Regions from separate parts of the Homo sapiens genome. Here regions 1, 2, 3, 5 and 6 are each linked to region 4. The links are chromatin loops, found by intact Hi-C in ENCODE. Cell type or tissue: endothelial cell of umbilical vein. All regions are shown on one strand.

Region 1 (5,000 bases), 1.3 Mb after region 4:
ACACCACACACAGATGTGTAGATCCTGGACAAAGGTGGCAACACCCAATCTCAGGAATAAAATAAAAAGAGTTCTCTCTCTAAAATAAATGCAAGGTAAGTATTTGGAAAGACAGACTTAGAGAGAAATGATAACGTTAGGGGATGAGTGCTTTCTCTCCGTTGAGTGTAAGCAGGTGCCTAATGGCTTTCCACCTAAGGTCAGGGGAAACCCAAGGCTCACAGGGTTCCCAGACAGCATGCCCAGCTTGCTTTCATCTGGCATTCTCGGAGCAACTGCTGCATCCAGGAACTCTGCCCAATGCGAGAAACACAGAAATGTTTAAGATTCGGTGTCTGCCCTGCACAGCTGACAGGGAAATGTCCTGGTATCCTCTACATAAAACGATGATGCCTGTAATCCCAGCACTTTGGGAGGCTGAGGAGGGCAAATCACCTGAGGTTAGGAGTTTGAGACCAGCCTGACCAGCATAGTGAAACCCTGTCTCTACTAAAAATAGAAAAAATTATCTGAGCATGGTGGTGGGCACCTGTCATCCCAGCTACTTGGGAGGCTGAAGCAGGAGAATCTCTTGAACCTGGAAGGCAGAGGTTGCAGTGAGCTGAGACCATGCCATTGCACTCCAGCCTGGGTGACAAGAGCAAAATTCCATGTCAAACAAAACAAAAGAAAACAAACAAAAAAACAGTGACAATGCAGGGACATACGTCAACAACAGAGGTGTGTCCCAGGGGCTAAGGGATCAAGGTAGGGACCACCTAACAAGTCAAATTCCTTCAATTATTAAAAGAAAAATAATGATTTGCCTGTAGCATATAGCCTGTAAATGTCATAATGACATGCATTCTTCTTGCCATTTTTAGATGCTCACTCTGTGCCAGACACAGCTCTGAGCACTTTGTAAGCTCTATGTCATTTCCTCTTCATAGCAGCCCTGGGAGTGGATATCTGTATCATTCCCTTATTACATGCCAGGAAAGTGTGGCTTATACATCTTCATCGGTCCAAGCTCACATTCTTAGGAAGTGGCTAAGCCAGGGTTGAAACCCAGGTCCCTGTGATCTGTACTGCCACACTCCTGATCACTTTATGATTTCCAGTACTGAGTTGATTCAGAACAACTTCATCCGGAAGTAAAGTTGGCTGCATCTGTTGTAGCTTCTCCAGTGCCCACTCCTGTTTCAACTGTTGATTTATCACAGTGCCCAAAGAGTGTTGATTATTTAAGTGCAATGGTCATGATCTAAGTGCTGAGGACATATGCTACTCTATGTCCTTTCTTTTCTGTGTGAACAAAATGAGGAGGCAGGCCACAGAGGTACACCCAAGAGAAAGGCCGAGCCGGGGCCCCTCTGATGTCAAAAGCCCCCATGCTGTGAGGAAAGCAGGGCCGCCTGGCACTGGGAACCGTCCAGTCCCATACACTCCTGCAAGCTTTCTGCCCAGAGGCCAAGCCTCCAGGGTAGTGGAGAGAAAGAGAAGTAGTGCCAGGCAGTCCCCTCCCATCTGTTTTGCAGAGGAGAGCCATTCTGAAAAAGCACATCGGATTAAATAAATTAAAAGAATTGCACCCCCCTGGGAACATTCTCAAAACAGAAGGTCATTTGAACCGATGTGTGATTCACTCAGAGGCTCTCTTCTTATAGGAAACGAATACATTCAAAATAAAATCACTTCATGGAGTAAGAGGCAGTGGATGGGCACAGGGAGGAGGGGGCAGGTCATGGAAGGCACAGTGTTTACAAAGCCATTAAAGGAGAATGAATAGATCTAGCCTGGTCCCAAAAGGCAAAGAAATGTGAATTTTCACATATAAATAGAAAACGTTTAGAATGGTATTAATTCAAGACCAAGCTCCTAATGTCTTTCCAAGTTAGCCGGCTGTGCGGCGTCTGCTTAGCTGCACTGACCCCTGCCGGTGAGAATCCAGAATTATCTGCTGCTCTGCCACTATTTTCAGACAATGTCCACAGTCCTGGTGACTGCGTGGCAAGTGTGTGTCCACCGTCATGTACTACATGATACATGACCTGGACGCCTAACCAAGAACCACTTTGCCACTACAATACCCAGAACCTACTAGAATATAAGGCACATAGTAAACCCTTAACAGACTTGGTTGAGTGACTATATGACCAAGCATGTACAATTCTAATACCTAATTGAACACATTTAGCTTATGGCACCTTTATCTCATATGAACAGTACCATCAACGCTTCTTGTACACAAGTAATGGATTCTGCTAAGAAAGATGTATCAGGTAATACTGAAGTCACAATGCACAATGGCAGGTGCTATGTGGTGCCCGGCGAGTACAGTGGAGGGCCTGTTGTCAGTCATGGTGACACGGTGGTGATGTGTTGGTTGTGTCCTGGTGGAGACATTCCTGGGATCACAGGATAACGAGGAGCTTGTCAAGCTAAGGAACACGGGGAGGGGATTCTATGCAAAGACAATACAATGTCAATGGCAGAGACATGAAAAAATTGCATGGAGCTTTCAGGAAATTCCCTTGCTGTTGCTGGCAGTTCCAGTGAGAGGCAGGACTGGCAGTGGCAGACATTTAAGAAGTCATGTGATACAAGGCTCTCTGGATCCCAAGATCCAGAAAAGCTTGAGATCATCCTATGGTCCATGTGGCCCCACAGAACTGTTTGACATTTAGAAGCAACATGGTTTATTTTGCATTTTATTTACACCACTCATCTCAGATGTGGAAGATGATTTCAGGGGTATGGAAGGAGAACAACGAAGGCCGAGAGTCCAGCTACAAAGCTATTGCATTTAATAGGGACACAGGAGGAACTTCATTAAGATGTTGGTAGCTTGAATGGCAAGCAAAAGGCTGATGGGAGAAAGATTTAGGAGACACAACCCAAAGGCACAGATATGTGTGCTAGCAACTGGAAGAGAGAACAGCTTCTGCAGAAAGACTCAGGTGGAGGAGGAGGATTGTGAGGAAATTCAGAAGAGATGCTAAGCTTGGGTGCTCGTGGGTTATTCAGCTGGCAATTCAAAGAGTGAGTTGTAAGTTCATAGGACAGTTTGACTGCACATAGAGTTTGGGGAGTTGTTGATTTATAGATTGTAGTAGTGAGAAGCACATTTTCCATCTGTGCCTTAGTTTCCCTCTAGCATATTAGTATAAAAAATAAATTGCTCCTAAGGTATGCAGTGGCTTCTAAGAAAGGCTTATCATAATCTTAACATATATGTATAACAGAATGCTTTATTAAAAAATATGTATGTCATTTTTCTTCTTCACCACAAAGGTATATGTTAGATATTTTTACACCAATTTTACAGGTATCAAAATTGAGTTTCTAAGATTAAGTAACATGGCTATGACTACTACAGCAAATTGATAAGTGACATGTGAGGACCTCAGCTCCAGTCCTCTGATTCTTTTCGGTATCACTGACTCATTGTTATAATAATTTGTTGACATCGCTGCCTTTTTCGGAGGGTACACTAGACTCATGAAGGATGATACTGAAATTCAAAGTTTTATAAAAATGCCAAGCATATGAAGCAGGAAAAAAAAATAGCAATGTCCCATCATTTATAAAACTGAGCTCCTTGGAAGATAAAGGTTATTTAAATGCATAGGCTTATTAATGTCTCTGCATACTCACAGTTCTATCAATCTGAGCATAACCTGAAACTGCAAATTGTACAGGAGGAGACAGACAACATGCTTAATGCTTATCTTGATCTGGAAAATTATACCGTAAGGATCAAGAAAGGCAAACTTAGTGCCTGGGAACATAATGGAAAAACGTATTCATGAGCATCTGTCTTCCTTCTCTTTGCCGCTTCCTGCTTTCCTCTCTGTAAAACTTCCGCCACACCAATTTGGCTACATCATTTTCCTACACACAAGTCAGTGGAGAGCTCCCCATTGGGCAATGTTTTACTTTTCCGGCGTTGAAAAAGAGCGGCACAGCATGCGTCCAAATCCCGCCAGCATGTAAGAAATGTACCCAACCAGCCCGTGAAAGATGTCCGTCCCTGATGGTTGCCACAGGGAAATGAATTAAATCTCACCAGCCCTGAAAGTCACCTTCGGCGGGAGGATTTTTGTTGTTGTTTTCCCCACCACATCTACCTTCACGGTCCTTCTGATTATATCCATGGCAGTAGGAGAGGATGACGACTCCCACAAAGAGGGTAAAGGAAACATTCCTGGACAGACGGACGATGGCCAGGCTGAGGGTTGGGAACACCCCTGCCTCCCCTCACAGGGCCCTGTTCTTTTGTTGGCAGCCTCCCACCAGCGCACGTGATAAAGGGGGCAGCAGAAAGAGGGACACAGGCTGGAGAATGAGCATATTTCCTTGAAATGCTTCTTTCGGTGAATTAAACAGGGGTTTTTTGCAGACTGAAAAGGATTTATTTTAGTGCTACAACTTCTCTTATTCTCTGTAAAGGAGTTAGCTTCCCTAAGAGCTAGAAATATTTCCCAAGAAATATTTATAATCATCCTAACATATTTGTATAATGCTTTATAATAAAATAGATGTCTCATTTGTCTCATTTTTTTTTCTCACCACCTACTATAGGTTAGATATTTTGCCCCAATTTTACAAGTAACAAAATGGAATTTCTAAGATGAAGTGACTTGGCTAAGGCCACGAGAGCAACTCAGGAAGTGATGAGTCAGGACTTCAACTCCAGTCCTCTGATCCTTTCAATATGTGTCACTGACCCCTTGTTCTAGTAATTCGGAAACCAAGGAAGATGAGGGCGGAATGATGGGGCCGAAAGCTGTACTAAGCCAGGGAAAAGGCTCCGATCAAGCAAAAATAGCGATTCTGATACTACAATGTTTGCACAGGGCTTTTACACTTTTCAACACCTTCCAAGTTATTCCATCACTTTGGCCTCATCTTGCAAGGCAGGTTTTGATAACCCTCCCCAGTTAAAAGATGAGGAGACTGAGAGCAGTGCCCTTCACCTGTCCCGGCTCAGCCTCCCTGAATGGCACCTCCTCATTCCC
Region 2 (5,000 bases), 120 kb after region 4:
TGGGAAGTTGTGGCTGTCGAGAATGGGGGTCTGTGGGTACCTGTTCCTGCCCTGGAAGTGCCTCGTGGTCGTGTCTCTCAGGCTGCTGTTCCTTGTACCCACAGGAGTGCCCGTGCGCAGCGGAGATGCCACCTTCCCCAAAGCTATGGACAACGTGACGGTCCGGCAGGGGGAGAGCGCCACCCTCAGGTAGGGAGCTGTCCTTCCGCGGGGGCCGAGCCCCTGGGCTGTGGTCGCTGGGGAGAGGAGGGAAGAGGGGGCAGAAGGCTCCATGGGGGACCGGAACGCGAGTGGGCCTTGTGCAGGCCCGAGGGGCGCCCGCTTGCGTGCTGCCGTGCCGACTGCCGTGCCCCTGGACAGGTTTGTCCTGTGCTCCGGCTATGCTGGTCCAGGATCTTATGCGTGAACCTTGAAGTCCACGTGTGGGACTCCATGGTTCTTTGAAGCCACGACAGGCTAGATTCTCTCCTGCTTGGGCACCGTGATGAGAACATGAGTGCATGGGTTTGAAACACTGGGGGGCTAGCCTGAGCCCCTTGGATGGCTGTCACAGGCCAGAAGGTACATGATGAGGCAGGATCGTCCTCAGGACCACCAGGCTAGCCCTTATCAGAGATGCACCTCAAATGTGAGGCTGTGGAATTACCAGTGTCAGCCCACGGCCTGTTATGAGTCTCCTCAAGACCCAGCACTCGTGCCAAACCTGGTGTAGTGCTCCTAGGGTCCCTATTGTAAATTATGACAGCAGTTTTATTTTTGCAGACTGGGTCCAAGGAAAGGAAACATGTAGCTTTTATGCAACAACATCACTTCTGTGTGAAAAGCACAATAGGAGAGCTTTTTGTTTTACCTTAATGAGTTACAGAGAATCACTTGCATGCTCCAGGCAGAGAGGTGGAGAATCTTGGAATATGAACCTTTGGGGACTGGACTTGCTGCAGCAGATACTTTAATAAAAATGCAGCCACCACTTTCCACCAGCTCAGCAGATATCATCTTTTATCCCTTTAATGAGGCAGTTCTGGTCCTAGGAGACAGATTCAGGGACGTCCCAGCTTAACTATGTCTCACAATGTACACAGGGCGAATGCATTTGCCCTGCCTATGACTTTGATGGTTATGGTGACAATAAAACATCCTGACCCAGATTCTGCAGCCAAAATGCCTGGCTTCCCCTAGGACAGTGTGACGGTGGGGGTTCTTCCTGTTCCTCCCTTGGCTTTTCTGGTGGAACCTTTCCTGCATCTAGACAAGCCTCTCCCTGGAGGAGGAAAGACCTGTCTCTGGGACACCAGAATTCTTTTTCTAAGCCCAAGGGTGAAGATTGGATTCTGCCACTTTGGGTGATACTTAGCTGGATCTTCTTTTTAGTTAGAGAACAGGTCCCAGAATCCTGTGTGCTGTTTCTCAGAAGCCCAAAGCAAATGGAGAAAAAAGGAGAATAGAGAGGCCCTTCCTGGAGATGTGAAGGAAAAGTCCTCCTGGCCATGTGGGTACCACTCAGCCTGCCCCAGACTAGAATGTAATATCCCTACTTCATTGCTTCAAAGAAGGTCCCATGAGGAATCAGGGAACATTTCCCAATACGCATTTGCAGTGAGCTAGTTGGCTTAAAGATATAAGCAGCACACGGGTTATAATACATGTTAACCAAGAAAATGTCAGTAAATATTACCAGTGTTCAGGGATGTTGATGCTGCCACACACCTCTTTACCATCTAATGTGCCACTGGGGGCAAAGAGGTCTAGCATTGAATAGGATCTCAGTCGTGAATTTTCCAGAATCCTCTGTCCTCTTCCTGTCCCTCAAAATTAAACCAGAAACTTCAAAACTTGAGCTTTCTGCTTTCTGAGATGCAGTAAGACTATTCCACCAGCAGAGGGCCAGCTTCCATCTACCAATTTTTTATTAGCTGTTGGCCTGTTTTCATGATCTTCAATTCTAATGTTGAGCAGCTGGGCTTGGGAATGGGAATGGGAATAAAAAAAGAAAAGCTGAATAGTTGCTTTTTGTTCTTTGCAGAAAAAAAGAACAACTTACATGTTCTAGCATAACTGTTATCTGTTATCTGATTGCATGGCGTAATTTTTTTTTTTTAAGTAAGCACATGTATCATGTTGATTTTGCGTCTCTTCTATACATTTACCCCAGAATAGGGAAATTCAGCACGTTATCTACATTTTAATCTCTTTAAATCCTCATTCTCTTAGCTCATGTCATCTTCTCTTTTATTATTTTCTTCCTTCATTTTTATCAGATGCTCCCATAATGTATACTTTCGTCTATTACTCATTATTTTCTTTCTTTTTTGTCTTTATCACTTAAGTCTTCTTATTCCTTGATTTTTTAAGGTTTTGATTTCACTGCTACCACAGTGTTTCCTAAAAGAAAATAAACATCTTCTGCAAATTTCTGTGTGTCCCCATCTCTCTCCTTTTGTTTTCACTCTTTTGCTGTATTGGTGAAGAGTTCTGTTCCCATCTTAACAAACAACTGATTTGTCAGTACTCTGAGGGAGAGTCCATGTTTTCAGTTTCTAGAAGCCCATGGCTTCAACCCCAGATAAATATACCATGTTTTATTTGGTGGTGTTTTTTGCTGTATAAGCTGTAATTCTTAAGTGTGGTTTCTTACTCTTTTGCCTCCTTAAAGACATTCATTAGGGATTCATTACCTGGGAACTGAGTGTTCCAAGCGCATCACATGTTTAGATTGCACCAAAAAACACTGAATGATACCCATGCCCATCACACGAAAGCTCTTTTAATGTGGTTGTCCTGGGTCAAACTATCTCGAATCTGTTTCTAAATCTTGAATGAAGTCCCATAAGGAGGCCAGAGACCTACTAGGAAAAGCAAAGGAGTCACGAAACCTGGGCCTGCCTTTCACTTTCCCAGTGAAAAACTGCACAGCTCAGAGAAGAGTGATTTTCCTCCTTTGGGATATCAGTTTTGTTGTGACAGGTCTTTGATTGCTCTGAGGGACATTAGGAAGTGCTGTGCCAAAGAAGACACTGAAGCTTTGAACGTGGATGAAACTCGTTTTCTGTAAGTGAGGCAATATTATCCTCCTCATAACTACTTCATAGGGTTACTTGAAAAGCAAAAATAATTATTTGAATATTGAGTTATTTTGCCCTCTTGGAAGAGAGATGATATGGAAAATGAAGGTGCTCTTCACTATGGTTGAATTATAGCTTCCATGAATCTGATTTGAATTCATTATTACAAATGGGCCCTCTTGGCCAGAATCACTTCATTACAATTATCTGCTGTTGGGTTGAAAATGTTCTGTGGCTCTGCATTAGATTAGATATGACAAGAATCCAGAAGTCATGTGTCTGAATCAATGCCCACATCAGGAAAGGAGCCCAGGATGTTCAGTGTGGTCAGCTGGTGTCTATTAAGCCATCTCAGCAGAATGGATGATGGCCAGTTGTGCTTTCTTCACAGGCCTCAATCTCCTCAAAGTTTGCTTGAGTTCTTCTGTGGGTCCACATCATCTGTGTACATGAACATTTTGAGGGGCTGCGGTGAGATGGAGGCAAGGTGGTGGTTGTAACTGTTCCACTCAACGGGAAAAGTTCCCACCAACATACTGGATTTTCTTTCTGGTTTGCTTTTGTTTTGGTGTTTTGTGTTTTTTATTTCAACAGCAGGATAATCAGTTTTGTTGATCCAGGCTTGCTGATCTGGGATTATGCTTAATGGCTCTTTTCTAAAATGTCCCTGCATTTTCATTTGGAGTTCTGAGCTAATCCATTCAAAACCAAGTATTTGAGGTTTAACTACTGCCAAGGAATAATCTGAGCAGTGGGGATTTTGCCAAAGCAACCTGGGCAGTAGAGTTTCCAAAGCTAAAGTTCTGTTGTTTGCCTGGGTGTGTTTCTGTACTTTGCACCTACCTTCAGCTCCTTCTTATGTAAATTAAAAGATTTTGAGTAGCCATTAGACTATTCAAAACAAATGCATTATTTTTCCATTTCAGTGTTTCAGTTGTCCAAGCTGAATAAGAACTGGGTAAATGCAAAGACTTTACTCCTAGTCTGGGAAGACAAAGACATTAAAAGACACTCAAGCAGGGACAGGTCCATAAAGGACCTCTCCAGTGGTGGCACTAACCTGGTTGGAGTTATCTGGGATGCTTTTTAGAAATTCCATTTCCAGTCTCCCAGATTGATGATGTCAAAATTCCTGGGTTTGGGGATGGACGTGGCCATTGAAAACATCTTTTCCAGTATTTCTAATGTGGAGCCAGGATTGAGAACACTGCTCTAAAGCCCTTTCTGGCCCTAGAGCCTCTGAGCAAGGCTTATCCAGCGTCCCTGCTTTCCAAGGAAGCATCTTCCCCATGGGTGCCTGCACCTCATGGGCAATGTTAATGCCCTAGAAAGCTCTGTGTCTGGGGGCCTAGGCACCTGGGGTTGATTCTTACTCTACCTCTCACTAACTCCACGGCCTTGAGCACTTTCAGTTGAATTGTGTACATACAGGAACAATATCTATTATAACTGGTCTGCATTATCAGAGGAAAGGAAGTATATGGGTTGTTCTGTGAGCCATAAAGCAACATATGTGTGCAAGTTATTACTGGTACTAAGTTGAACTCCTCAATAACAACTGACAATACTCACACATTTTTTTCAGTTTTGTCTGCTCCATCTCGTTCTTCCTCTATCCCCACACTTATACACAGCTTTAAAGTATATTTGTTTTTTCACAGTTCCACCCAGAATTCTTTCTGCTTGTCAAGAATTGCCCTCATGAGAGTTCCAGTAACTCTTGCTGCTAACACTGTTCTAACAGATCCACACTAGGACCTGTTATTTTTTCATGTGTGGTTATGGTTAGTCTGGGGGCTCCTGGAGCTTAGGAGCTGTGCTTTATGTGTTGACTATAGATACTGTGGTGGATACTAAAGATTACAACAAATAAGTATTGGTTTAATGCTTTAATCCATCTTAATGGGAAACAACCACTTCTAGTGTATTATTGCCTCT
Region 3 (5,000 bases), 1.2 Mb after region 4:
ATGCTGTGTCCTGTGCTAAAAGGGTTTTATTTCAATCATTTTCTCTCTGAGAATTGGCTTCTAAATTTTGCAAGTTGTTGTCTTTTTATCAGCACTTTCTCCCCCTTAAGATTCAAGGGAATAGAATTCCTTGAACCTCAGAAAAGGTAGGGAGGGGTGAGAGAAGCTGCTCAGAGCTACAAAGGGGCACTGCTTAAAGAGGAGGGCCCTCGCTGGCTCACAGCCTGGAATCCAACCTTAGGCTAGGCTAAGCTCCAGACATATGACCAGGCTGGGGCACCCATCAGGCGGGACAAGGGCTGCCAAGCTTTCTACTCAGAGGAAAGAGACCATCATTCAGAGAGCACCCAATATTCAACCAGGAGCCATTGCTAGGCATTGCACACATACAACTTCAGTTAGTGTGCTATTTCATTTGCAATAGTATTATTATCCCATTTTGTTAATAAAGAAACCACTGCTCTGAAAATTAAAGTAGCTTTCCCAAGATCATGTAAGTAAATGGTAAAACCAGGATTCATTTCAGCTGTCTCTAAATCCAAAGCCCATCCACTTTCTTTCTACTGTGACTTCAGCATGGAACTATTTTTCCTTCCCCTAAGCTTTTGCCTTCACAAGAGTGCATGAAAATGGACTCGATAAAAGCAAAGACTCGAGCCAGAATTCCCAGGCTTCTATCCCAGCTTCACCTCCTGAAGGTGAGGGCCATTCATCAAGTTACTTAAACTTCCTGTGTCTGTTTTCCATCTTGTAAAATTAGCGTCTGCTCTGTACAGCTGAGGTGTGAATGAAATAAGATGACTTTTGCATAGCACATGGTCTGTGATCAGTAAATATCGGCTGACTTAAAGCTGTACCAACAGTGAAGTCCTTAAGGCATAGGAAAGGTGAGTGAGAGCCGTGCTCACAGAGCAGTAACTGTTCAGAGCTGGATGGGCCAGGCTCTAACCTTAAGATTTGCTTCCATTTCAATGGGAATTCCAGGAGCTATCTTAGATGAGGAAGGACAAGGGACAAGGAAGAAAGCATGGGACAGTGGCACCTGGGCCTGAGATCTACAATTAAATTAAATTTTCTGAATTATCACTGAAGTTTCCTTCTGTTTCTAAAAGTCTATCATCCTCCTAAGAATAAAATAAAATGAGAGCATAAATTTTTAGAAATAGCAGTTGGAAGGCTACAAGCTGGCATCGACTAAGCCATCTGAAATAATTTTAAATTTTACTTGGGACAAAAGATGAGCAAGGACAGGATGAGCCAATTTCTCGGGAAGCCAGTGAAATGTTAACAGATGCCGGAGACAGTAGAACTTCTTCACTCTTATATTGCTTCCACATCTACCCCGAAGGAGAGTGGGGAAGTCTTCAAGCTACGAAAGGTAGAAGGAGTTGTTGTAAATCACACAATGACTGGCAGGGCCGGAAAGGACTCCTCCTCTGAAACAATGGTTTTCCAACAAGTCATAGCGCGTAGGCGGGGAGAAGCAGCTATGAGTTTGCGCCTGTTCCCTCTTCCAGTCATCAAGGAAGGGAGAGGGCCCGGGAGATAAACTTGCCTGACGCTAGGGGATAGCACACACATTAAAAAAAGTGAAATCTACTAATTTTTACTCATGTTCTCAATTGAGAGTTGAGGATACTGAAGGCACATTGCGGGGGGCTGGGGGGTGATTGCACGTGGTCATGCTGTCTGTCAGTGGGAAAGACTGAGCTGAGGAAACCACCATAAACCACGTCAAATGCAGGCTGAGCTGGGAAAAATGTATGTAAGGTCAAATACTTGTATTCATTTGCCCACAAAACTTTATTGAGTTCCTATATGCAACAGTAGTGGGAAAACAAAGTGGTGAGTCTCTTCAAGACAGAGGGATGGGATGTGAATACAGATAATCACAGTGAAAGGCCCAGGTTACAGCAGAGGGGTCAAGAGGAAGTGCCTGGAGAGATCAGAGCAGGAAATAGATCTTTCTTGCTGATGTCATCAGGACAGCCTTATAGGGAAGGTAGCATGTGAAGGGGAGATTTGAGGAGTCATTTGGAAATAAAATACGACGAGGACAAATTGAAAAAGAAAACAATAACAAAGGTAGAGTGACACAGAGCTCAGGGTGTGCACGGACATCGCAAGAAACTCAGTTTGGCTCTCGAAGAGGGAGGGCAAAAGAGGTGACCCAGTGTGAGGCTGGAAAGGTGTGTCATTTCCAGATTGGAGCCAGGCTACAGCCGGGTTTGATTCTGCAGCTGCTGGCAGTGGCGGCCCACTGAAGGGTCTGCACAGAGCCCGACACAATCAGAGCTGGGCTGGAAGGTTAACCTTGTGGTGGTGTGGAGAGGGCCGGAGTGCGGAAAGCCCACAGGCAGGGAGGCCAGTTAGGAGACCATTGAATGAGCTCAGGTGGGAGGTGATCAAAGACTGTACTGGACAGGAAGGAAAAAGAGGTAGGAGGGAGGTTTTGATACGAAAGACTGGGACAAAAAAGGGTGGGTGGCTGCGGGGCTTGGACAGAGTGAGGGCGAGGAAACAAAAACGCCAGAGAATTCAGCTCCTTTTTTTCTCATCTGTAAAGCAAAAGGATGCCTTGGATTCTTTAAGGTTTATCCAGACTTTAAAATTCTAATTCTAAACTGGCTACAGGGGGACCCTTATCTCCCAATCACACACTGAAATAAAGCAAGGTACGATGTATTTAGTTTCCACCTGCAATTCAATCAGCAAGTCAAAACAATACTGGCTTCGTAGTGAAGAAGCAAGACTCCAGGGTGTGTTTGGGGTTTCCTCTCTCTCCATGCAGATAGCTCTTCCACTCAACATGGTCATTCTTTCTGAGGTCTCCAGCAAACCAAAACAGCTGGCAGTTCAGCCTGGCCTCCCGCAAAACTGTACCTTCAGCTCCATCTGCTGGTGGTGGGGTTCCGTGGCCTGTGCTTGTGTGTAAACCAAGTCCTCATTTTGTGCCCCAACACCCTCTCTGCAAATCTCATGCCCGCATCATACACACAGGCATATACATACACACAGACACATTTACACACACAGACACCCAGACCTAGACTCCTACAGACACACAGACATACATATGAAGAAATGCACACATGGTTATACATACAGATACACAGACATAAACACAGACACACACATGCATACATACACACACAGGTATGTGTACACACACATACACACAGGCAGACACACACAGACACCCAAACACGCACACACACAGATACACTTACACAATACACACGTGTACACACGCTCACAGATAAACAGGTAGACACACACTCAGACACACACAGACACACACACACATACACATATGGTTATTCACACTGATACACACAGACGTAAACACACATACAGACACACACGGTCACACACACACCCCCAGACACACAGACAAACATACAGGCAGACCTCTCCATCCGCACGCACACAGCGTTTTCCTCCTTGCTGCAACCTCTCCACTCCAGCCTTTGCGGATCCTTCCAACTTCCCCACTGCGTTTAGGCATCCCTGAGACCTGCTCTCTGGCAGGCTGGATGTGTAAGTGGGACCACATTCTTTCCCGAGCCCTGCACAAAGCGTAAATAGCAGATGGGTAGGACTGCAGTCTTTGAGAAGACACACAGTTGGACACCTGAAAAGCTAATTTCCTGGCTAATTTACTTTTGGGCTGCTAATTGATCCTGCGATTGCACCCTGTCCTCCCCTCCCCTAGTCCAAGAGGCCCAGAAGGAAAGGGAGTGCCCCCTTCCCCCACCTCCTCCCTGTTCTCCATCTTGGCTGCCGCGCACTGTCCTTGCTGTCATTCCACGGGAACTGGGAAGACACCTGGTTCCTCCAAAAACATTTCCTATTAATCTACTTTCCCTGAAGATATCAGTTTGTCTAAAGAATCCTAGGTTCAAACAGATTTTATTTTTAAGCCAAAAAAAATCACGACATTGTAGTGAAATCGCCACTTTTTTTTAAGAAAAATGCCATTCCCAGTCACATCTCTTAATAGCTGCCTCCTGGTGGCAGCCTAAATGATGAATCCACCAACCTGTTTAAAATGTAAGGGAGGTGATTTCAAAAATAATCCGAGGGTGTTTCTGACTGCAAATGCAAATTCCTTTGTCAGCAGTCTTGGGCGCCATGGAGGGCGCAGGTATTTTTAGTCCATATAGATTTGCAGGGGAGGGGGAGACACACAGTTCACCCACTAAATTAATGTGAGGTGGGTCTTAGTTTTGCATACTCATTCCTTTGGGATTTGGAGCTCTGAAGGCATGGCCAACCTGGCCCTACGGAGGAGTCAGGGCAGGTCCCCGTGCCTAAGGCCTGCCCTTGGGTTTGTTCCAGGCTTCTGGCCCCAAGGAGCTGGGACTGAGAAATAGGCCTCGGGCTGCAAAACACAGCCAGCAACCTGCAGATGCCATTGAGGGGGACAGCCCCACCCCCACAGGCAATCTTTGCTTTGTTTTTTATTTATTCCCATGTAAATTTGGGACAAGGCTGAATGGAAAAAGAAGGGTGAAAAGGAAGCACCTGCCAACGCATGCATGTGTGTGTGCAGCATGAGGGTGTGAACAGCATGTGGTGTGTGTGCTGTGTGTGTGCACCGTGTGTGTGCGGCATGCATGTGTATGTGAGGCATGTGTGTGCAGCATGTGTGTGTGTGTGCATGTAGCATGTGTGAGAGTGTGTGGGGTGTGTGTGTAGTGTGTGTGTAGCATGTGTGTATGTAGCATGTGTGAGAGTGTGGCATGTGTGTATGTAGCATGTGTGAGAGTGTGTGGGAGGTGTATGTGTAGCATGTGTGTATGTAGCATGTGTGAGTGTGGGAGGTGTGTGTGTAGCATGTGTGTATGTAGCATGTGTGAATGTGGGAGGTGTGTGTGTAGCATGTGTGTATGTAGCATGTGTGAGTGTGGGAGGTGTGTGTGTAGCATGTGTGTATGTAGCATGTGTGAGTGTGGGAGGTGTGTGTGTAGCATGTGTGTATGTAGCATGTGTGTGTA
Region 4 (5,000 bases):
CTTCAAGTCCTAGTACTCTCCCTAGACTTTGGCAACCTCTTCTATGAAAGGGGAGGTTGGAGGAGAGGGCGCAGTGAGACTGGCATTTTTTTAAAGGCGTCTTCAGCATTGCTGGTCCATTACTCTGAGAGGTGAAGTAATGTTTCTGCAATTGGGGAAGTGGCTGTGGTTTAAATTCCTAGTCTGTTAACTGGTTGTAGAGTTGGTTTCCTCTGAAAGGGGAGTGGCCATTGGCAGGAGTGGACATGAGGCAAGCCAGGGTCCCACTCCCTTAACCACCCAGGCCATGGTCCCTCCTTGGCAGGCAGAGGCGGGCAGGGTGCTGCTGGCCTGAGGGTCCTGGGCAGGCGGCTCTGTTCTAGCACTCTAAGGAGATCAGATGTTGCGGGCACCAAGGTTCTCAGGCCCACAGAGGATGGCATTTCTCATGTCAGGAGGGGATGGACGAATGAAGACGTGCGCACTCCCGGGAGGGAGGAGAGTCACAGGAAAGAGGTGTGGACAGGCAGGATGGAGCAGCACGTGTTGTATCGGGATTCAGTAGTGTGATGGGTGGAGCCGGGAGAGGAGGGAGCTTCGGGCAAGGGAACGTTGGCAGGAAGCGTGCGCAGCAGCAGGAGCCTCGGGTGCTTGCGGGTCTGTGCACACTCTGGCCAAAATGACCCAGGTAGTGTTTCAGCTTTAACTCTGCAGGTGTTCAAGTCCCATCCAGTGAGTCCAAGTGAAGCACCCTGTCCACACGGAGGAGATATCCCAGGGCAAGGCTGACAGAAGGCCCTTGAGGTCCCAGTTACGTGTCTGGGCAGACAAATGTGAGACTGTGGCAAACCAGAGAGCACTGCCTTGAGGTTGGCCGCGTGTGCCCGCTAGAGCCAGGTGTGTCCACTGTACTGAGGGAAAGAAGCGATGCCCTTCCTACACACGGGCAATATCGTGTAACAACGGCTTGTTTACAGCCCTTGCTGGGCTCTGGGGCACATTTGTCTCCAGGCAGCGCCTTGGAGACGACCCATCTCCGAAGCAAGTCTGGCTAGGGGGCAGGTGCCTCTGCCCTGGAGCACAGGCAGTGGCGGGGTGTGCATCTCCAACCCCGGGGGCCACGTCATCGGCACCCCTTCTGGAGCCATGGCTCCTTCTGACCTTGTTCCCTTGGTGGGCATCTGCACACGTGGTTTAAAAGTGCCCTTTCCAGGGCTGATCCTGCCCCCGGAGGCCCCAGTGAAGCAGCCCAGCCCAGGCTCAGCACAGATGGATTTTCCAAGGCTCTGGGCCGCCTTCCTCCTGCGGGACTTCATGCTCGTCCAGGTCCGGCTCTCTCGGGGGTCCTGGGGCTTCAAGCACCAGACTGAACCGTTTCCTCTGCACCGTGCTTTCCTCCGGGTGAGGCCACCAGGCACCTTGTCAGGGACACCGTTTCTTCCACTCACCCCACCCTGGCCCCTGACAGGTCGCCTCTCCCTCCTTGTTTTATTTTTCTCCTCTTCTCATCCAGATTAAACATGTACTATGCTTCATATCTTGTATGTGTCCTGTCTACCTGGTGGACGCAACGTAAGCTCCGTGTCAGGGACCTTTGTATTGTTCAATGTTGTATCGTTAGCACATGCCAGGCTTCCAGGAAACGTTTCCAGGAAATGAATAAAGCCTTCTTAGGTTTACTGCCGGCCCGCCCCGCGCCGGGCCGTGTGGCTGCGGAGGCAGAGGAGACCTCAGCCTTCCCTTCCCTCCAGGCTCGCTAAAGCCTGAGCTCTTCCTGACACTTCCCCTCCGGCCCGGCCCGGAAGTCCCATTCCCGGATCCTTCACCGAGGCCAGTCCCACCCGGACAAGAATTCAGGCAGCACAGTCCCCCTCCCGGGGCAGTCTACCGTGGGGAAAGGGCAAGCACACAAGGTGGCCCTGCAGCGGCCCCTGAGGACGCCAGCGACAGTCTCTGGTAGGACCAGCTGGCCGTCCCTTCTCCCATTTGACCCTCCTCCTGGTCCGCTGCCACAGATCAACTGTTGCCACAGCTACCAGGGAAAGGGGTGTTTGTCCACGGGAATGCTCCCTGCGGAGGAGCTCTGCCCGGGGGCCTCAGCCGGGAAGGCGGCCAGGCGGGTTGCGGTACCAGGGGCTGCCCAGCGAGGGGAGACAAAGCTCCACAAGTGAGAACAGAAGCTGTGCCGGCGGCATCAGTTACCCGGCAGCGTCTGGGAACCGCGCTGGGTTGCGCTGGGGTCGGCTAGTGGGCCGGCGTTCCTCTCCTTCCCTCCCTCGGCTGGGCTCCGCTCCACCCCTCACTCAGCCTCCTCTGGATCAGCGCCACCTCCTTCCTTTGGTCAGCCCCCTTCACCTGCAATAGGCCCCAATACAAGGGGCTTGAGGAAACAGTTTTGTGTTTTGTTTTGTGGTTAAAGAAAGAAAGAAAGAAAGAAAATTAAAGCCATATCTTCCAGCCCTGTCTGCAACTGACACAGTCAAGTGATCAATCCCGGCTGACAGCTAGCCCGTTTCACAAAAACACCCATGAAATCGTTCTCAATTCAGGAATGGCTTTGAAGATCTAGCTGGTATTAATAATCACCAACCGGGGCTGGGCTCAGTGGCTCACCCCTGTAATCCCAGCACTTTGGGAGGCCAAGGTGGGTGGATCACCTGAGGTCAGGAGTTCAAGACCAGCCTGGCTAACATGGTGAAACTTCGTCTCTACTAAAAATACAAAAATTACCAGGACATGGTGGCGGGCACCTGTAATCCCAGCTACTCAGGAGGCTGAGGCAGGAGAATGGCCTGAATCTGGGAGGCGGAGGTTGTAGTGAGCCAAGATCAAGCCATTGCACTCCAGCCTGGGTGACAAGAGCAAAACTCCCTCCGAAAAAAAAAACCAACAGCTCTGTAAATGACCTTTTCTGACCATGAGACTGAATAAAACCTTGCGGCAGATTAATAGGACCCAAAGTCATCATTCACATCCTATAAAAATAGGTTCGAAGGCAGCCGCTTCACAGTCTGAAGTGCAGGCACACCACTGCAGAGCCCACGAAATGTGGCTCCCTGGGACCTTTTCTAAGAGCACAACGTGGCTTTCCTCCTTTCTGACCCCATGGGAGGCTGTCTAGTCTGTTGGGTTTAAGAAGGAGACAGGAGGCTGGAAAAGGCATCCCTGAGGGCTAGCCGTGGCCCAGGGGACCAGCCCTCTGGTTGCTTCTCTCCGCCGTTGTATGACATGTGTCTGTTCTCACTCGGAGCCTGTACCACTCTGGGTAACTCTTATAGACTGGAGCCCCTAGAAAGAGATAGGAAGGGACAGAATAGGAACTAAACTTACACTGCGAAGGCTGGTCTCTGGACTGACCGGTAGAACTCACAGCACGTGCTGAGACAATGACTGGAATACAACGGGAAAACTCCATGACCCCAAAGCCCCATGCTGGCCCCCGGCCATGGGAGGCACTGGACAGGCACAAGGAGGATGCGGCTGTCTTTACAGACAGTGGTGTCTTGCAGAGGTACCTCAGATCAGTCCCCAGCGCTGCAGCTGCCGGCTGGCTGCATGCAGCAGTGCTGGAGCAAGGCAGAAAGCCATTCCTAGGGAGGCTGCTGTGGAGTACAGCTTGGCAAGGCAGAGGCTCAGGGGCGGGAACGATGCTTGGGTCCAGTGATCAGGATTGGGATCAATGACAGGGTTGCTGAGGCAGCCCTAAACCCCAGCTGGAACAGGAGATGGAAGCTGAACTGGCAGCAAGAGTGGGCAGTGGGGTCTCCAAGGATGCCGCTCAGGCAGTCTTGGGTGCGGTGACGCATTAAATCTACAAGCAGGGCTCAGAAGATCTCATCTGTAGGGAAAGGAGGGATGAAGGGTTGGAACCTAAGCAGGGTGCAACGTTCTGAACCAAGACCTTTACCAAAATCCTTGACATTAAGCTGGAAACTAATGTTTTATGAGCAAGGAGGACTCTTGAGCCTCGGTTCTATTAAATGATATCATTTGCAAATTAAAAATGTTTGGAAAACTACTCAGCAGTATTTGTCAATAGTGGTAACGCCAGTCAGAATTGAACAGAAAAGGCTCGAGAAGACACCGATTTTGCCTACATGCAGGTGGTAAAAGGACCTGAGAGATTTAAGATAAGGAAGTGCAGCGGGGATTCATGGACTTCCTTTCACTCGGGTCTGTCCAGTCTGGCAGAGGCAAGGACAGGTATCTGGGGTGAGAAATTTAGAATCACATTTGCGGTAGAGTCTGGTGTTACGGGTGGAGTCTGATGCAAGCTGCTCCTGTGCTTTCCTCCCTGACACTGTGGACTCTGGAAACTTGCAGCTTTGAGCATAATGGAGATTAGCACAACATATACCCTTGGAATGACACAGAGCTTAGGCCAGGCTAACAGTTTCACTAGGAAAGGTGTCTTTACACCCAGTGCTAGGAAATTTATTCTAAAACCAAAGTTGGTGTCACCTTTTGTAGCTAAACAAGACCCTATGCCCCCATCCAATGGGCTTCCTCAAAAGTTTCCATGAAATTCTCAAACTTTTCAGCCCCCACCCCCACCTCAATTTCTGTTTAGTGTCCCATTTATGCATGCACTTAAGTGTGCTTGGATGGAAAACAAACGAAATGGAACTGAGGGCCCTGTCTAATCTGACTTGCGGAAAAGTTTTTGAAAGAAGAGATGAGAAGATCCCTTTTGCATAGCACATTAAAATAAATTATGGAGAACTTCTCCCTTCCAGCTAAGGAGGTGGTCAAGATGAGAGGATAAATCTTTAAAAGAATAATGTTTTCAAAATCAGGTTCCTTGCCCTCAATCCTTTGATGTATGAGTGTAAGACTAGGTAGGACACGTGGTGAAATATACATGAGAGCTCAGAAGAGAATAGCAGAGTGAAGAAAATATTAGTGTTTACATCAAAACTCAATTGGAACACTCATTTCAAGGTGATAGTTTATTATGGTGAATGCAATTTAGTCCCACAAGGATATTTCCTTTCCATCTCCAGGGCTCTTCCCATGCCTGC
Region 5 (5,000 bases), 1.1 Mb after region 4:
TTTGATTTGGTATCAGGAAAGGCATCAGGGAGGGAATTCTCTGTGAGCTTAGGCCAAAATGACAAGAAACAGCTGTCCATGGGAAGATCAGGGTAGGGGTGTTCCCAGCAGGGCGGACCACAAGAGGAAACGCTTTGCAGCTGGAATAAGCTGTGTTTATGGGTGTCCACAACAGAGTGAGTGAAAGGAAAGGCAGGATGAGAGTCCTTCGGATTTTATTGGCAAATTCCACAGGCCAAGCCATGTGCTGCGGATTAGGAGGCAAGCCTGGAGGAGGCCTAGTTCCGCCCTTAAGAGGCTGTGGAGTAGCTGGAGGGACTACCAGAGAATCCATCTGCTTATCAAATGAAACTCCAAGCACCTTACATGACATGAGCAAAGTGCCGCAGCTTCCTTCATCTAGAGGGTGACTCCCGCGTCCTCTCAAGTATCAAAACCACATTTAGTCTGTGTGATTCCATGGAGTCCCATATCAAAACTCAACCAAAATTACATACATTTCTCAGACCTTCAATTCCTAACTCACCCGGGAAAAACAACATCATCCAATCGCTAAGCCTATGGTCTAGAGGCGCGATGGAATGCAGCGTTCAGCCTCTGATACCCACCTGCCAAGTGATCCCCAGGAAAGAATGCACTTTACTAGCTGCTGCCTTAATTGGGGAATCTCTGAAATGTGGAAAGCATTCATTGAAACTGCCAAGTGACAGGTGTGTTGATGCTTAGTGAAGGTCTCTAAGTGAATGACACCCATGCATTGGGGCTTCTGGGGCTCTCTGATTCCTCACTGATGTCTGCTCACTTCCACCCAGGAGCTAGGAGCTAGTGCAGTCCTGCCAACCCACAGAAAGCCTTCACTCCAACAGAGGGGCTCTGCTCCAGCCACGGACAGCGTGATCGCCCACGTTTTCATGGTGTACTCTGCCTCACAAGGTCCATGACCTCTTTGTCCACAGCCAGCTTTTCCAGTTGGACCCAAGCCCCCAAAAGCCAAGTCCAGGCCGTACGCCTTTCCACACCCAAACACCCAGCTCAGTGCCTGATATGGTCTGGCTGTGTCCCCACCCAAATCTCATCTTGAATTGTAGCTCCCATAATTCCTATGTGTTGTGGGAGGGACCCAGTGGGAGATAATTGAATCATCGGGGCAGTTTTCCCCATACTGCTCTGGTGGTAGTGAATCAGTCTCACAGGATCTGATGATTTTATAAGGGGTTTCCCCTTTCTCTTGGCTTTCATTGTCTCATCTGCCGCCGTGTAAAATGTGCCTTTTGCCTTCTGCCATGATTGTGAGGCCTCCCCAGCCACGTGGAACTGTGAGTCCATTAAACCTCTTTTTCTCTATAAATTACCCAGTCTTGGGTATGTCTTTGTCAGCACTGCCTAACGGACTAATACAGTCCCCTTCTTGAAAGAACCACTCAATACATTTCTGATTGACCGTAGTTGAAATTTAAAATAAAATGATAGAGAAATGTGGTAAGGAGATAAACTGAATATAGCTGGGGGATATCGTTGTTTGGCTTTCATTCATTTTGTTTGAGTAAGCATCTGCCAGCACACAGTGCTCATGCCATGACAAGGCATGATTCTTGCTTTCCAAGAGGTGCTCTGCAGCCCAAGGGAAGAAAGAAGACAGAGAGATAACACTGGAAAACAGGGTCTAAGCCAAAATGAATAGGGAAGACATTAAGTGCCACAGAGGAATGAGAGGAACACGAATCCAAAGGGTCCTGAATAGTCCTGGGAAGCTTGGTGTACAAAGTCAAGGAATGGAGTCCTGAGCTAGCATACTGGTCTGCCACTGGCTGCTTATGTGATTTCAGGTAAGTTCCCCCTCTCTAGGCCTTAACCGGGAATAATTGTCTATTTCAGAGAGGTGTGAGGAGTAAATGTTACTGTTTACATAAAATGTTCACACAGTAACAGACCAATGATAGTACTATGTATCTTATTAACGTGATTGTTACCAGTGCTTCATAGCCTGGCTTCAAAGCTTCCTAGCTGTGCCACCTTCATCAAAGCATGTAAACTCTCCACACCTCAGTTTCCTCGTCTGTAAAATAGGGATAATAGTAACTCCTACACCATAGGGCTGTTATTAAAGTGTTAATGTCATGAGGCTGAATGATAGGTGAGATATTATTAAAACACTTAGATACTCCCCAACACATAGTGAGCACTCAATTAACATTGGCTAATAGTATTATTAATGCAGATTCTGTTTTACCTCACCCTTTTAAGAAATATGCCTACAGAATGCCAGCGGGAGGGCAGAAAGAGTGGGAGACTGCAAATTGTAATTCTTTTCAGGCTGTCAGTGCTATGCTAATTGAAACATTTCCCAATACCTCCACAAGGATTGTTAGAGCTACTTGGATAAGATAAAACATTTTTTAAAGTTTCCTCAAATTAGAATCTTCTGCTGAGCATTTATTCTTTAGGGACTGCAAAAGATCCTCAAAATATGATGTTGGTGAGAACAAAGCAGAATAAAATGAAATTAGAGCAAAAAGTCCTCTGCTGGTTATGAAGAAAACTACATGTATCACCATCATCACCCAATCACCCATAGGAAGATGGATATGGCGGCCCTCCAGGCCAGAGCACGGGTGCTCTGGTCTCCCCTAGTTGTGGTTCCTTACAGCTTGGTTATATGATTAGTCAAAACAGAAAAAAACAAACGGAAGAAGAAAGAAAGATAGATGGAAGGAAGGAAGGAAGGGTCCTCTGTCCCCCTACACACACACAATACAAAGCAAAAAGAAAATAACTCAGAACTCTGAACTACTAGATGGTTGCAACCTACAGTCAGGTTACGTGAAAATGCAGCAATTTTTATGCAAACAAAATACGTTCTGAAATTCCTACTTGCCTCTCTGTACACAGAACAAGAAAATGCAGGACCTATGTTTGAGAGTTCAGGGGCTTCCACCCCACCAAAGTCCATCCCAGCAGGGCAGCCCTTCCTTGTTCTAGCGCATCAGAGTCTGAGAAGGAGGGCAATCCTGAGAGGCCTGAGCATCCTCCATACTGGTTGCTTGTTACACCTGGTGCCTGATTCACATCCTAAGTCAGGCCTGTGGTCAAGGGCTGGTGTCGCTCAGACCCTAGCTCATCTAATCCCTGCCCTGTAGTGCTCCATCCACTGTCAGGGCCTTTCTCTTGAGTGTCAGGAAGACATTCAGCCCCTGAGGCTGGCACAGAATGGCAGGAGATGTTCCAGAAGGAACTTGGCTGGGTTGGGGTCAATTCAAGGGTCTAGAAAGGAAGCTCCACCATGTTCCCATCTCCATCCACACCCAAACAATACCACTGGGTTGAGAACACATGTGAAAATGCAAACAAACATTAGTGCTGAAAGAGAGAGGGGGACCGGCAGAATGAGAAAAAAGAACCATGAAAGGGAAGACAAAGAAAGATAAGTCAGCCAGTACATGATAACGCGATTTCAAAAAGAAGCTCCTCCTAAATCAGGCCTGTCCCGTGATTCAGCCTCTGCTGAATGCAGCCACCCTCTGGACAGTCCTGACTTTGATAAGCCTTGAAGACTACCTTCTGGAGACCAGATTCTGGCCTGGTCTCTGTCTGCCAGGACCCACTTCCTGTTTATTTATCTTCAAGTCTCTACAGAGCTACCTTACACCTTTTCCTTGAAAAAAAAAATCCCATTTATATCTAAAATGTTCCCCATTCAGAATGTCTCTGTCCCTGGGAGGCCCTCCTTGCAGCCAAGGACTAGGGACAAAGAGGGCATCCAGAGAACAAGCATTTCTTGAACAAGAAAATTTCCTTGATTATTACTGCTCTAGACATTTATTTTTGGTTTTTTATTTAAGTAGTCTGAAATCACTGCATATTTGTAACTCCCCTGAAATCCATTTTTAAAGCAGATACACAATCATTTCTGAGTGGGGGAAGGAAGTTGCTTTATTTTTGCTCAGAAGAGTGGAAGAGGTGGGTCTCGTGAGCCAACAAATAACTAGGAGTTCACCAGAGCCATGAGGTTAAGCTTTGCCTAGACAAAGGATCACTGGATGCTTGTAGCCCTGCACGGGTCCCTAAATTACACACTTCCTTTGGCAATGTCCTGATAACTCAGCTCTGTATTGACATTGCCTCCTCTTCACCATTTTCTATCCTATAGATATTGCCTTAAGTATACAGTCCAAAACAACCCAATCCTAGAAGAAGTCATCAGAGGGGCAAAACAGTAGACACCAGCACCAGGGTTATCTTTCCAGAAATCTTCATGTGCAAAGGACAGGAATATTGCCATGTTGCCTTGTGGTTAGTTCTGTCGCTTAGTTTGGAAAACTTTATTTAGGAGGGCAGACTAAACCAAGGAGAGGCAGGGAAATCGTTCCCATGAACCTTCTTAACGTCCACCTCATGCTTATTCTCTTATAAAATCCCAGAGAATAAAATTTCCCATCGCAATCATTAAGTGTTTTGCCCGCATATGAGAGGTGTGGTTTATCAACACTGGAAATTCAGTTAGCGTTTCTGCAGGCAAGGTAATCAGGGAGATAGAATCATTCTACCTTACACAAAGCATAACCAAGATTCTTCTTCTTCTCCTCCCCCAGTGCCTGTAAGCCTTAACCCCAGAAGCCAATCAGGACCCAACCCAACACTGAAACCTAGTTTCTCTTCAGTAGACGAGTTTTGCATGTACCGTTTTGGTGGAGAGCAGGAACAGAACACAGTTCACTACAGTAAATGCCATTTTCCACGGACAAATCAGACTCCATGACTTGGGCCTCAGAAAGCCACGTTCAGACAGGAGAAAGCATCTCTGTCTGCCCACCAGCTCACGGCATGAAGGCACCCCAGGAAAGCCCGGGCACAGTCAGGCCCAGGACAAAGCAGCGGCTCTCCCAGAGTGCAGGAGCCAGGGCTGGCAAAGCCCTATGGCATGGGCGAGTGGGGGCATTCACTCCAAGCCAGACCCCTCCTTTGGGGCTCATTAACTTCAGAGAAGACTGCTCGCGGGGAGC
Region 6 (5,000 bases), 1.4 Mb after region 4:
TTCATGTATACTCTTCCACCTCTTCCTGAAAGAGACAGGTCTCCAGAGACGAAGTCAAACACAGGAATGTGCTTCCACCTGCAGACCCAGGCTGTAAAAGCAGCTTCTCCTCTCTCGCTTCCAGTTTCTAATCAATTATGGAGGAAATGACAGTGGAGAGGGGAGGAGAGAGACACTCCATAGTGACTGCAGCTCATTGAAAAGATACCCGAGGCTTTGTCTCTGCAGCCACAATGCCCAGCTGGGAACACCAGGGCATATATACATAGGATTTGGGTGGATGACACTGAGACAAAGGAAAAATGACAAACCAAGTGAATTAAGTGAAGGTGAAATAAACGGTGCTCAGCAACAGATGGGGCTGGTGCTGGGTAATTTTCTCCTGTCACCTCCCCTCAGGTAATAGATAATCCTGCAGCTGCTGGATTTCCTGGGAAGTCAGGCACGGGGCCTGAGTCTCCTTCGTGTTTGGAAGCCATGCCCCCCATTCCTTAACCTGTCTTGATGATAAAAATCTTAAGAGCCAAAACTTTTTGCAAGACTTATCCTGGCGATTTAACTCCGTCCCGGCTAAGGTTGCTATCCGTCAGGCTGTCATGGTGACAGGCAGATTTGTAAATGTTCTGGCTCCAGTGTCAGGTTGAAGGTGACATTTTTCAGCTGGAGATTTTTTTCCTCATCCCTCACAGAGACAGAACAACTAAGAAAGAGGAAAGCAATCCCCTGAATCAGCCTCTGCCCCACTCGCAGTCAGCCTGCCCAGGGTGTTGACTCCTGAGCTCTGGGATTGTTTGTGAATTTCCCCAGCCCACCTCTGCCCTGACCCCCATGCCCAGAACACAGTGATTCCCTGCAAGGCCAAACTCCCAGTCCCAACCCTCCCCACCCATCTGCAGGCCTGCCCAACTTGGCCTTCTAATGACTTGTCTTGGCTGATGGTCCCTGCTCTGCCATTACTACTATAAATACTTACATAGATTAATTAACCACAATGTAAAACCCAGAATCCCAGCTAAATTCATTTAATGACCTGCCGTGCGATTTCTTGGCTGAAGCATCTGACACTAACCCTGAATGCTCAGTGACATTCACCCCTTTGATTCTTTCCTGGAATCACTAGGCAATCGAGTCTCCTTTTTAACCCCTTTTTTGCCTCTGACTTTACTTTCAGGGTCTATAACCCTGAAGGAGTCACACAGAGGTTTGGGTGATTTGGTTTCTTGGGTTCTTGCCTGATTCTCTGCATTTGTGTGACATCCTTTATGAAGCTAGGGAAGGCACTTTCATCCCTGATGCCACATCAAAGCTTAGGTAAGAACAGTTTTATATGGCTGCATTTCTTGGCCCAGATGCCAAAATGGAAACGCTCTCTCTTTCCTCTGTCTACTCTCATTCTGTCTCCTCTCTATCCCCTCTCTTTCTCTCTCAGTTTCTTCAAAAAGGACCTAGCATTATTCAGAGATCTGCCTGGGAGATGGTCTAGGCTTGTGTCAGCATCACCCAGAGATCTGCATGGGAGGTAGGCTAGCCCTGTGTCAGCATCACTCAGAGATCTGCATGGGAGATAGGCTAGCCCTGTGTCAGCATCACTCAGAGATGTGCATGGGAGATAGGCTAGCCCTGTGTCAGCATCACCCAGAGATCTGCATGGGAGATAGGCTAGCCCTGTGTCAGCATCACTCAGAGATCTGCATGGGAGATGGACTAGCCCTGTGCCAGCATCACCCAGAGGTCTGCATGGGAGGTGGCACCTCTTGTAGGCAGGGTCTAGGGGCATCAGAGTCAATCCTGGAGGGAAGGTTTCAAGCCCTAGAGTGGAAGGACAAGAGAAAGACCGAGGTTGTAAAGAACCGCGAAGTGTCAGCCTGTGACTCCCTGCCCGTTTCCTCTGTTTTTCCTCCCTTCCCTTTGAGACTTTTCACTCGTGCTTACCTAGGGGCCATGTGGGATGCCTTGATGACAGTTCCCACGCCTGCCCGCAGTCCCATCCAGGAGGGGGTCCAGCTCCCTCTTTTTTCTCGATCAGATGCCATAGTGTTCAACTTCTTCATTTAGAAAAGCTAACGATATTTACCTCGCCCAGCAGTCTTGTTTTGTTCGTGTTATGAGTAATGAGTAACATGACACACGAAAGACGCCTGGCACCTGGCGGAGCTGTGTGGATGCGCCGCCTCCCTCCCAGCCCCGGGACCGCTGCGCCCAGCCCAGCCCCGCTCCGCTCAGCCCCGCGCCGCGGAAAGAACGCGCCAGCGCCACCTGGCGGGGCCGAGCGGGAGCGCGGGGTGGCTGCGCCCTGGGGTTGCCATCTTTACCCGCTGTGGGGTTTATATTCAGCAGAAGACAACATGGAAGAGAAGGAGGAGAGAAAACAGTGAAGGACATGGAAGGGAAGTCGGGGGGGGGCTTTCAGGGAAGACAAGGGGATGGAGTCCAGGCGACGACATCGCCTTGGCGGGGGGCCAGGAGGGAGCAAGGTGGTGTGGGGTCCACGCCTGCCCACGCCCCGCGGCTCTCGGCTCGGCCAGCCTGGACCCGGAGCTCCTCGTGACGTGGACTCCCTGGGCGCACGGGGCGGAAAAGGAGCGGCCGCCGAAGAAGCTGCCTTATCATCCGGGCAGCGCCTTGGGCCCAGACCCACAGGGGCGAACTCCCCGCGGCCCCCGGCCGCCAACAGAGGGGCGCTTGCTGGGCCTGAGGATCTGAACTACGTTCTGCGAAGGTCAAGGACTGAAGGAACCGCCCTGGCACTGCGGGGGGACGGGCCGTAGGCTGTGGGTGCAGGGCCGGGGGTGGCCTGGGCCCCTGGTGCGCCCTCCGGGGGCTGCAGGCTTTGCTTAGAGCACAGCCCAGGGCTCCCCGGCTCCAGAGTGGGGCAGGCGCCGGATCCTCTGCGGTCTGAGACTCGCCCACCCAGACCGCACACCCTTCCAGAAAGGGCAAGGCCCCGCTGAGTGATCAAAGCCCCTTGCTCCCCACCCGCTCCAAGGGCCCTCGCTGAGGATTTCCCCTTCTCCTCCCTGGGTTTCGATCAAGGCAGCTTCCACTTCCACCCGCCCCTTGACATTTCTCTCCGCTCTGATGGGGAAGTGACGGGGTGGACAGGACAAACAGCTTCCTTCTGAGCCCCGTCTTCACCCGCCGTGTGCCTCAGGCTGGCTCTGCTCCATGATCCCAAACTGTAAGGAGGAATCCTCCCATTTTGTTCCCCAAGGATGTGGGCCACGGCCTACGCTTAGCACCCACGTCCTGCCTTCCTTGGACCCCAGGCTGCTTCTCACTGCTTCCAGCCATTCTCCCGCACTCAGGCCCCGCGCCCCGCGCTCTGACACCTTGCAGATGGGAAGTGTGTTCTGTATTTCCGTACAAGGCAGCGTCCACGGTGTATGTTTCTGAGGGCAGAGAACGCTTTCCCTTCCGGGTAAGCGTGGAGTCCCCTGGGTGCTTGGGTTCTGCCGTGAGCCCATGCTGAGCCCGTGCAGCAAGGTTCGCGCTGAGCCCGTGCAGCATCTCCACAGTCCCCGGGAACTGACTAGGTGCGCTGGGCTGGCTTGGGCCGGGTTTCTGCCATCTGATCTCGGGGTGTTTGTGTGTCATGCCCACCTCTTCTGGTACTGGGGTTCACATCTCTACCTGCTACATGCATCCCCCTGGGAGAATGCCTGCCCCTCGATTTCTGGAATTCTGACAGTTTTGTTCATATTCCTAATGAAATATCTGTGAATGTGTGAGTTGCACCAAGGTGTTCAGGGAAGCCTCGCTGCGTGTCATACTTTTCTCTCCTCTCATCTGGATTCCAGGCCTTCTCTGCCATCTTGGTGTGCTCCTCTACCCAGTTCCACAAATAGGTGAGCTCAGGGACAGACGTGTGAGGGGAGAGACGTGCTGATCTCATCATGAGTGATCATGAGATCTCATCATGAATTCAGCAACATGGGTCTCTGCCTGTGAGACCACCAGGTTCATGTCCTCTCTGCTGTCATTGCCAACACAACAGCATAGGGTTATCCCATAGAATTTCATCATATGTGGACGAGGGAGCCAACTGTGTAAATGAGAATCCCTCTACCCAGGTAATAGGTATACGACCAGTAATAACTGGTATTGCTGAGTCTCTCTGGAAGGCTGGCAGGTGGCAAGAGTGGGAGGAGGTGGCCTGGGGTGCCAGCTGCCAGCAGGAAGGGTGAGAACAGCTTTGACCCCACCTTCTGAGGAGTGCAGTCCAAGCCTGCGGTATGGGAGGGGAGATGGGACAGAGAGGACCCAAGATCCATGGCACCCTTGCTGGCCTTCCGTTTTCCGTCCTCTCAGAAGGCTGCTGAGGCCCAGCCAGCCCCTCCTAAAGGACTTCACCTCCACCTGTCCTCAGAACATCTGTGAAGGACTGAGTGCTTCCAGGGCAATGGGGCCAAAAGCAACATCTGTGGGGAAACTGAATTCCAGGGGATGAATCTCATGAGTCTGGCCTAGGGACTGAGATAGTGTTGAATTAAACCCCTGAAAGTTGTTTTTCTAAAGAGCTTTTGTCCTGTGCTGGGATCAGAAGAGACACAGATTCACTCTGCCCTGGCTCTGACCCTTCTCCTTTCTCAGTCCTTCCAGCCCCTCCTGAGCCAAGCCTTTTTACCATGGCTAGCTTCTGAGGGGCTGGGCAATACTGGGTGGGGAGGCAAGGCAGGGCCAGAGCAGCCTTCCCTGCCGGGCCACCTGTGTTCCTGCCTGGCTCTGGTCCTGGGCCCTCCCCGCTGCCTCATGCTGAGCCACAGGCAGTGCACTGGCTCCCAGGAGAAGGGGCTCGGTCCTCACAAGTAAAAAGCAGAGCTCCGGGTAGGGAGACATCCTTGGAGAGTGTTCCTTCCTTCCTCGGGGGCTGCGGGGATTTTCCTTAACAAACATCCAATTTATTGGTAGCTCTCGTTTTCACTGAAGGCATGCACGTGTAAAATTAAAACTAACTAAATGCATTTTTAAAAACCAACTAGCTAACTAAGAGTGTGTCCTGC

The links. Hi-C counts contacts between places; a loop is a spot of excess contacts. Peaks named below come from ENCODE experiments on the same cell type or tissue, not always from the same donor. Only the 100,000 strongest peaks of a DNase experiment are listed, where the experiment ranks them.
Region 1: a loop joins it to region 4, with 9 times the contacts of the local background. A loop is called at or near these places in 6 of 110 quality-filtered maps.
Region 2: it touches region 4 in a loop (5-fold over the local background); 10 of 110 quality-filtered maps call a loop at or near these places.
Region 3: a loop joins it to region 4, with 28 times the contacts of the local background. A loop is called at or near these places in 15 of 110 quality-filtered maps.
Region 5: it touches region 4 in a loop (16-fold over the local background); 3 of 110 quality-filtered maps call a loop at or near these places.
Region 6: a loop joins it to region 4, with 11 times the contacts of the local background. A loop is called at or near these places in 14 of 110 quality-filtered maps.

What each region holds. Positions count from the first base shown.
Region 1 is chr11:131,745,271-131,750,270 of GRCh38, reverse strand. All of the region lies in intron 1 of NTM (neurotrimin), which reads right to left. Among named protein-coding and RNA genes, the nearest start is that of NTM-AS1, 84 kb to the right of the region's middle. In endothelial cell of umbilical vein, a CTCF peak has its summit at 1,907 (motif pointing left); DNase peaks (open chromatin) are centred at 970, 1,890 and 4,680; H3K27ac peaks cover 3,868 bases.
Region 2 is chr11:132,938,115-132,943,114 of GRCh38, reverse strand. OPCML (opioid binding protein/cell adhesion molecule like) reads left to right here. Exons shown (of 8, transcript NM_001012393.5): 2 at 105-189. Among named protein-coding and RNA genes, the nearest start is that of OPCML-IT1, 430 kb to the left of the region's middle. In endothelial cell of umbilical vein, a CTCF peak has its summit at 1,875 (motif pointing right); no DNase peak of the experiment used is centred here.
Region 3 is chr11:131,865,756-131,870,755 of GRCh38, reverse strand. The region is part of intron 1 of NTM (neurotrimin); the gene reads right to left. Among named protein-coding and RNA genes, the nearest start is that of NTM-AS3, 29 kb to the left of the region's middle. RefSeq lists enhancers at 1,764-2,289, 2,290-2,815, 4,420-4,926. In endothelial cell of umbilical vein, a CTCF peak has its summit at 2,902 (motif pointing left); DNase peaks (open chromatin) are centred at 1,465 and 2,885; H3K27ac peaks cover 1,285 bases.
Region 4 is chr11:133,061,434-133,066,433 of GRCh38, reverse strand. All of the region lies in intron 1 of OPCML (opioid binding protein/cell adhesion molecule like), which reads left to right. Among named protein-coding and RNA genes, the nearest start is that of OPCML-IT1, 300 kb to the left of the region's middle. RefSeq lists an enhancer at 1,147-1,720. In endothelial cell of umbilical vein, a CTCF peak has its summit at 2,113; a DNase peak (open chromatin) is centred at 2,103; H3K4me3 peaks cover 740 bases; H3K27ac peaks cover 647 bases.
Region 5 is chr11:131,911,999-131,916,998 of GRCh38, reverse strand. The region is part of intron 2 of NTM (neurotrimin); the gene reads right to left. Among named protein-coding and RNA genes, the nearest start is that of NTM-AS3, 17 kb to the right of the region's middle. In endothelial cell of umbilical vein, a CTCF peak has its summit at 2,552; no DNase peak of the experiment used is centred here.
Region 6 is chr11:131,688,962-131,693,961 of GRCh38, reverse strand. All of the region lies in intron 1 of NTM (neurotrimin), which reads right to left. Among named protein-coding and RNA genes, the nearest start is that of NTM-AS1, 28 kb to the right of the region's middle. RefSeq lists an enhancer at 2,770-3,293. In endothelial cell of umbilical vein, a CTCF peak has its summit at 2,259 (motif pointing left); no DNase peak of the experiment used is centred here; H3K27me3 peaks cover 178 bases.